Regions from separate parts of the Homo sapiens genome. Here region 2 is linked to region 1. Evidence: read pairs that join two places in POLR2A ChIA-PET (ENCODE). Cell type or tissue: PC-9. All regions are shown on one strand. Links, peaks and the distances in the headings refer to the core of each region. The heading gives the core; the rest is flanking DNA.

Region 1 (2,818 bases), core at 204-2,703:
CTGGAGAAAATAAGAACCTCATGAACAGCCTTAAGCACCCAGTCTAGTCGATTACTTTTAAAAAGTTAGTGGACATAATGCAAAGAATATATTTAATTCAGAAATAACATTGGTAAACCACTACTAGAAGATAAAGATTATAACCTGAAAGCGGGTAACAGATTACATCAATTTAATTCCCAACTATCATCAAAGAAAATGCTAACTCTAGTAATTTTTCAAAATTGCTGTTATACGTCATTCCTCTTTCCAAAGAATCAAAGGTGATGCATTTTGAGCGCCTCTAAGTTTAATAAAAATGAAATATTAACTGTCAGGAATGCCCCCTTCAAGCATACTCTCCTCTGTGCTCCTGCACGTTATTCTGATACTATGCTCCAGGTACAAACTACATCTCTGTACATTTCAAATACAGTATTAGGACTGTTTACTCATATGTTTTCACCACTCTAGATTCCAGGTCCTTGAAAACAAGGACTTTGTTTTATTTTTTGTTGTATCCCCTATCCTAAAACAATCTAGCATAATGCCAAGTACACAGTCAGCACTCAAATATTTAATAATGGTCTGCACTCACCTGCTCGTGAGACCTCTTGTATCTGTCTTATTACCAAGGCCGTATCCTTGAAAAATACAGGTAAAATTTTATTTTAATGATTACATTATTCTACTATGCTCCAGTTATGAGCTGCTTTTCTTTGAATGCACAAAAGCATGAAGAGAGCCTGTCACATAATATTTCTACTGACTAAAAATTATTACCCACTTCCACACCTTGTCCCTCTAGCCAACAACTGCTCGGCTAACAAGCACCACCCTAAAATAGTGCATCCCCACCGCCCCCCTGCCAAGTAAAAGTGAATACTCTGTCCTTTGTGTCCCCACCATACAGATTTCCATAGCAAAACTTATAGTTTCACTGGTTTATTCATGATTCTATATAATCAGTCTCTTTATATATTTTGCAACTAGTTTGTCTCAGAAGGTATACTAGAATATCCTGTCACTCAAATCTGGAAGCTATATATGCTTCACTGACTTTTTCATTAAATGGTCTCATAGAGAGAATTTTATTTTTTTTAAGGTAAATTTATTTCAGTCATGCTCTATGAGAACTTCAACTACCTTTCTAATAAATACATCAAAATTAGTTTCTGAGGAAAATTTTGTCCTTGACCTTGAGAATTCTTGGTCTTGAGAATTAGAACTTATCCAGCTCACCTCACCTGCTTTAACTGAATTGCACTTTGCCCAGATGCCGCAGGGACAAATGCCAAAGAAATGTGTCACTGTGGATATTATAAAGATATTGTTGAATATATTTTTCATTATATCATATAGCAGCTTCTTTAGAGGACTAATGGGAAGAAACTGGTTTCATCATCTGGAGTAAATATTTTTTTCAGTGAACAGCTTTTATCTAAAGGACATTAACTCATACCTGATACTTTCTTCCCTAAGGAATCTGGCTTAAAATCAAATGTGTGTGGAAGTATATGGGAATTAATGACATATGTTTTGGTATGTATATTTTCACTCCTGGTCTCATCTTACATGTATACTCTTATATTTCCATCTCAATTTTAAAATTTTATTTTATAAAATTAATACATTTATTTATTTTGCATCACTTTTTTATATCTTCCTAAAACATCTTAAATCCTTTTAGAGACAAAGTAGGAAAAACATTTACTATTTTTTTCAGTTTAGCTATTGGGGATTAAACATTTTTCTTATTAATTTGTATGCACTTTTTATATATCAAGGCTAACTCTATTATTAATATATCTGTTACAAATATTTTTCTTTGTCTTTTTTTGCTTGAATCAAAATTTGGTTGAATCAGTATTTTTCTTTGCAATTTCTTTCATTGCTTTCATGCTTAAAAAGCCCTTCTCTCTTCAAAGATTAAACATTCACGTTTTCATTTGATGTTTAAGTTTTCACTTAAAAATTTTTATCCATCTAAAATGTATCTGAAGTATGACATGAGATACTGATATAAACTGATTTTTTCTTTCCTAACGGTAAATTCTTCTAGTATGACGTCCCTTCCCTCTTGATTCCCACTCCTTTTATCACGTTACAAATTGTAACGTACAGTATTTTCCTAATCTACTTGTTTAATATCTATTTTTTACACCAATAATGTCTCATAGATTTAACATTAGCTCTATTAATACCAGTCTTGGATAATCATGTGACCATAGTTTTAATTTTCATCTGCAAAGTGAATACTTCACTAGTTGATGTAAGGATTAAAGTAAGACACTTTATATAAAAGAAAAGTGTCTTTCCTACTGGCTTTGACCCTTCTGCTCTGATCTGGTTGCAGGACAGTTCTTCATATTTATCATCTTCTCTTAGACTTTTACCATTACCCACCCCATGGGGTCTTTTAGTCATCTAAACTCCCTGCTAATACCTATTTTATAACAGTAACCAACCAAGAAGCCAAGCAGCACCCCACTCTCAAAACACATTTTCAAAAATATGTCATAAGTAAAAGAATATTTATTGGATGCAGGTATATTACAAGAGAAAATTTAGGACAAAATAGCATTTACTCAACAAGAAAAAGGAAATTTTCCTTTATTCTTTAATAAAACATCTCAGTTAATATTTACAAGCACTGGATACAAATACTTCCTTTATGTTAAACCTAACACCCCCTTACCAGTAAAGATAAGCTTCCTTTTCATAACAGGTGAATACAATGTGCCATTCAAAGGCCCAGTCAGCTTACTAAAAACCCATTCTTCAGATATCTCATAAATCAACTATGTTATATAGTAAGAACCTGAAGTCTTTAATCATC
Region 2 (2,818 bases), core at 199-2,698, 50 kb after region 1:
AACATGAATTCTAATCTCCAAATAAAGTGTACAGAGATCACTCAAGGTTACACAGCAAATTTAGAACCATAACTTAATTCTCCTGATTGCCACTCCAAAATTTGTTCTACTTCCCCAAGACTTTATAACACCTGATTTTAAAGGAAGAAAGGATCGCTTCTACAGAAATACAAGATGCAAAACATTAGTGGTTTGTTCCAACAATATTTACCAGCCCACCAAAACAAAAAAAAGTAACGAAGAATTTTTATATAACAAGCCTCCTCAAAAAAAGCTAAAAAGGCCAGGCGCGGTGGCTCACGCCTGTAATCCCAACACTTTGGGAGGCAGAGGTGGGTGGATCACCTGAGGTCAGGAGTTCGAGACCAGCCTGACCAATATGGTGAAACCCCATCTCTACTAAAAATACAAAAATTAGGCCGGGCACAGTGGCTCACACCTGTAATCCCAGCACTTTGGGAGGTCAAGGCAGGTGGATAACTTGAGGTCAGGAGTTCAAGATCATCCTGACCAATATGGTGAAAGCCCGTCTCTACTAAAAATATAAAAATTATCCGGGCATGGTGGTGTGAGCCTGTGGTCCCAGCTACTCAGGAGGCTGAAACAGGAGAATTGCTTGAACCCAGGAGGGAGAGGTTGCAGTGAGCTGAGATCATGCCACTGCACTCCAGCCTGGGCGACAGGGTGAGATACCGTCTCAAAAACCAAAAAAATACAAAAATACAAAAATAAGTCAGGCATGGTGGCAGGCACCTGTAGTCTCAGCTACTCAGGAGGCTGAGACAGGAGAATCGCTTGAACCAAGGAGGCAGAGATTGCAGTGAGCCAAGATCGCGGCACTGCACTTCAGCCTGAGCGACAGAGCGAGACTCCGTCTCAAAAAAAAAAAAAAAAGCAAGCTAAGAAATAGTATTTCACAGATTACACACACCGATGGTATTCCAAAACCTATATTCTTATCAAAAATACTTCCAGCAGAAGATCAGATATTATTTTTTCTCATCAGTATCCGAATGGAACTAAGAAAATGGTAAGGATGGCAACCTAAACTGTGAGGCCCGTTAGATTAGGAAACACATTGTTTTACTCACCATCAGTACCAGAGGCTGACATATAGGAGGTATTCCATACATATTTGCTAAAAGAATGAATAATAAATCCCTGCCCCATCTTTAATTAACCTACCTTTATTAAATTACAGTATCTCTGAATCTGAGTTTCCCCACTTACAAATAAACTGGTGAGGCTCAAACGACCAAGATCCCTTTCACTTTTAAGAATGTGTGAATCTGGGCCAGGCGTGGTGGCTCACACCTGTAATCCCAGCACTTTGGGAGGCCGAGATGGGCAGATCACCTGAGGTCGGGAGTTCGAGACCAGCCTGACCAACAAGGAGAAACCCCATCTCTACTAAAAATACAAAAAAAAAAAAAAAATTAGCTGGGCATGGTGGTGCATGCCTGTAATTCCAGCTACTCAGGAGGTTGAGGTAGGAGTATCGCTTGAACCCGGGAGGCGGAGGTTGCAGTGAGCCGAGATCATGCCATTGCACTCTAGCCTGAGCAACAAGAGCGAAACTCTGTCTTTAAAAAAAAAAAAAGAATGTGTGAATCTGGCCGGGCGTGGTGGCTCACGCCTGTAATTCCAGGACTTTGGGAGGCCGAGGTGGGCGGATCACGAGGTCAGGAGATGGAGACCATCCTGGCTAACACAGTGAAACCCCGTCTCTACTAAAAAATACAAAAAAATGAGTCCCAGCTACTCAGGAGGCTGAGGCAGGAGAAAGGCGTGAACCCGGCAGGCAGAGCTTGCAGTGAGCGGAGATCACACCAATGCACTCCAGCCTGGGCAACAGAGCAAGAATCCGTCTCAAAAAAAAAAAAAAGAATGTGTGAATCTGCACCTGTAATCCCAGAACTCCGAGAGGCGGAGGTGGGAGGATCACTTGAGCCCAGGAGTTTAAGACCATCCTGGGCAACATAGCAAAACTCTGGCTCTATAAAAATTAGCCAAGTGTTATGGCACACAACTGTGGTCCCAGCTACTTGGGAGGCTGAGGTGGGAAGATCACATGAACACAGGAGGTCCAGGCTGCAGTGAGCAGCGATCATGCCACTGCACTCCAGCCTAGGCAACAGAGCAAGACCCTACCTCCAAAAAAAAAATAGGAATTCGTGAACCTGGCCAAGCATGGTGGCTCACACCTGTAACCTGTAATCCCAGCACTTTGAGAGGATCACTTGAGGCCAGGAGTTGGAGACCAGCCTGGGCAACATATCAAGACACCCCCACACCAACCCCATATCTACAAAAAATTGGGGGCATAGTGGCACGTGCCTATAGTTCAGAGCTTTGGGAGGATGAAGCAGGAGGATCACTTAAGCCCAAGACTTTGAGACTGCAATGAGCTGTGATTACACCACTGCACCCCAGACTGAGTGATGAAGCAAGACTTTGTCTCTTTAAAAAAAAAAAAATTGTGAACGTTATACAAATTAAATCTCAAATCATGAAAGCATTTGAGGATATGTCCCTGAACAAGCAAAAATTATAGCAAAAAGTAACATTAACAAGGTACTCCATATTATTTCATTTAAAACACCCAATAACCCTGCAAACTAGTCAGGTATCATTATCCACACTACCAGTAAAGAAACTGAGACCTAGAGAAGCGGACTAGACCAGAACCACAAAGTTATGAAGTTGTGACACTTGGGCTTTAAATCCAAGATTTTAGTATTGAAATTCCCAAATCTTTCCTTTATACCTTGTCATGTGATGATAGAGATAGGGACACAGCACTAACAGTATTCCCTGG

What was found. ChIA-PET counts read pairs that join two places held together with the same protein. Peaks named below come from ENCODE experiments on the same cell type or tissue, not always from the same donor. Only the 100,000 strongest peaks of a DNase experiment are listed, where the experiment ranks them.
Region 2: POLR2A ChIA-PET joins it to region 1 with 10 read pairs; 13 of 35 experiments call an interaction of 5 or more read pairs at or near these places.

Annotation. Positions count from the first base shown.
Region 1 is chr12:12,211,683-12,214,500 of GRCh38, forward strand. The region is part of intron 2 of LRP6 (LDL receptor related protein 6); the gene reads right to left. Among named protein-coding and RNA genes, the nearest start is that of LRP6, 54 kb to the right of the region's middle. In PC-9, for the core only: no CTCF peak of the experiment used is centred there; a DNase peak (open chromatin) is centred at 1,329; H3K27ac peaks cover 32 bases.
Region 2 is chr12:12,261,680-12,264,497 of GRCh38, forward strand. All of the region lies in intron 1 of LRP6 (LDL receptor related protein 6), which reads right to left. Among named protein-coding and RNA genes, the nearest start is that of LRP6, 4.0 kb to the right of the region's middle. RefSeq lists an enhancer at 1,695-2,195. In PC-9, for the core only: no CTCF peak of the experiment used is centred there; no DNase peak of the experiment used is centred there; H3K4me3 peaks cover 452 bases.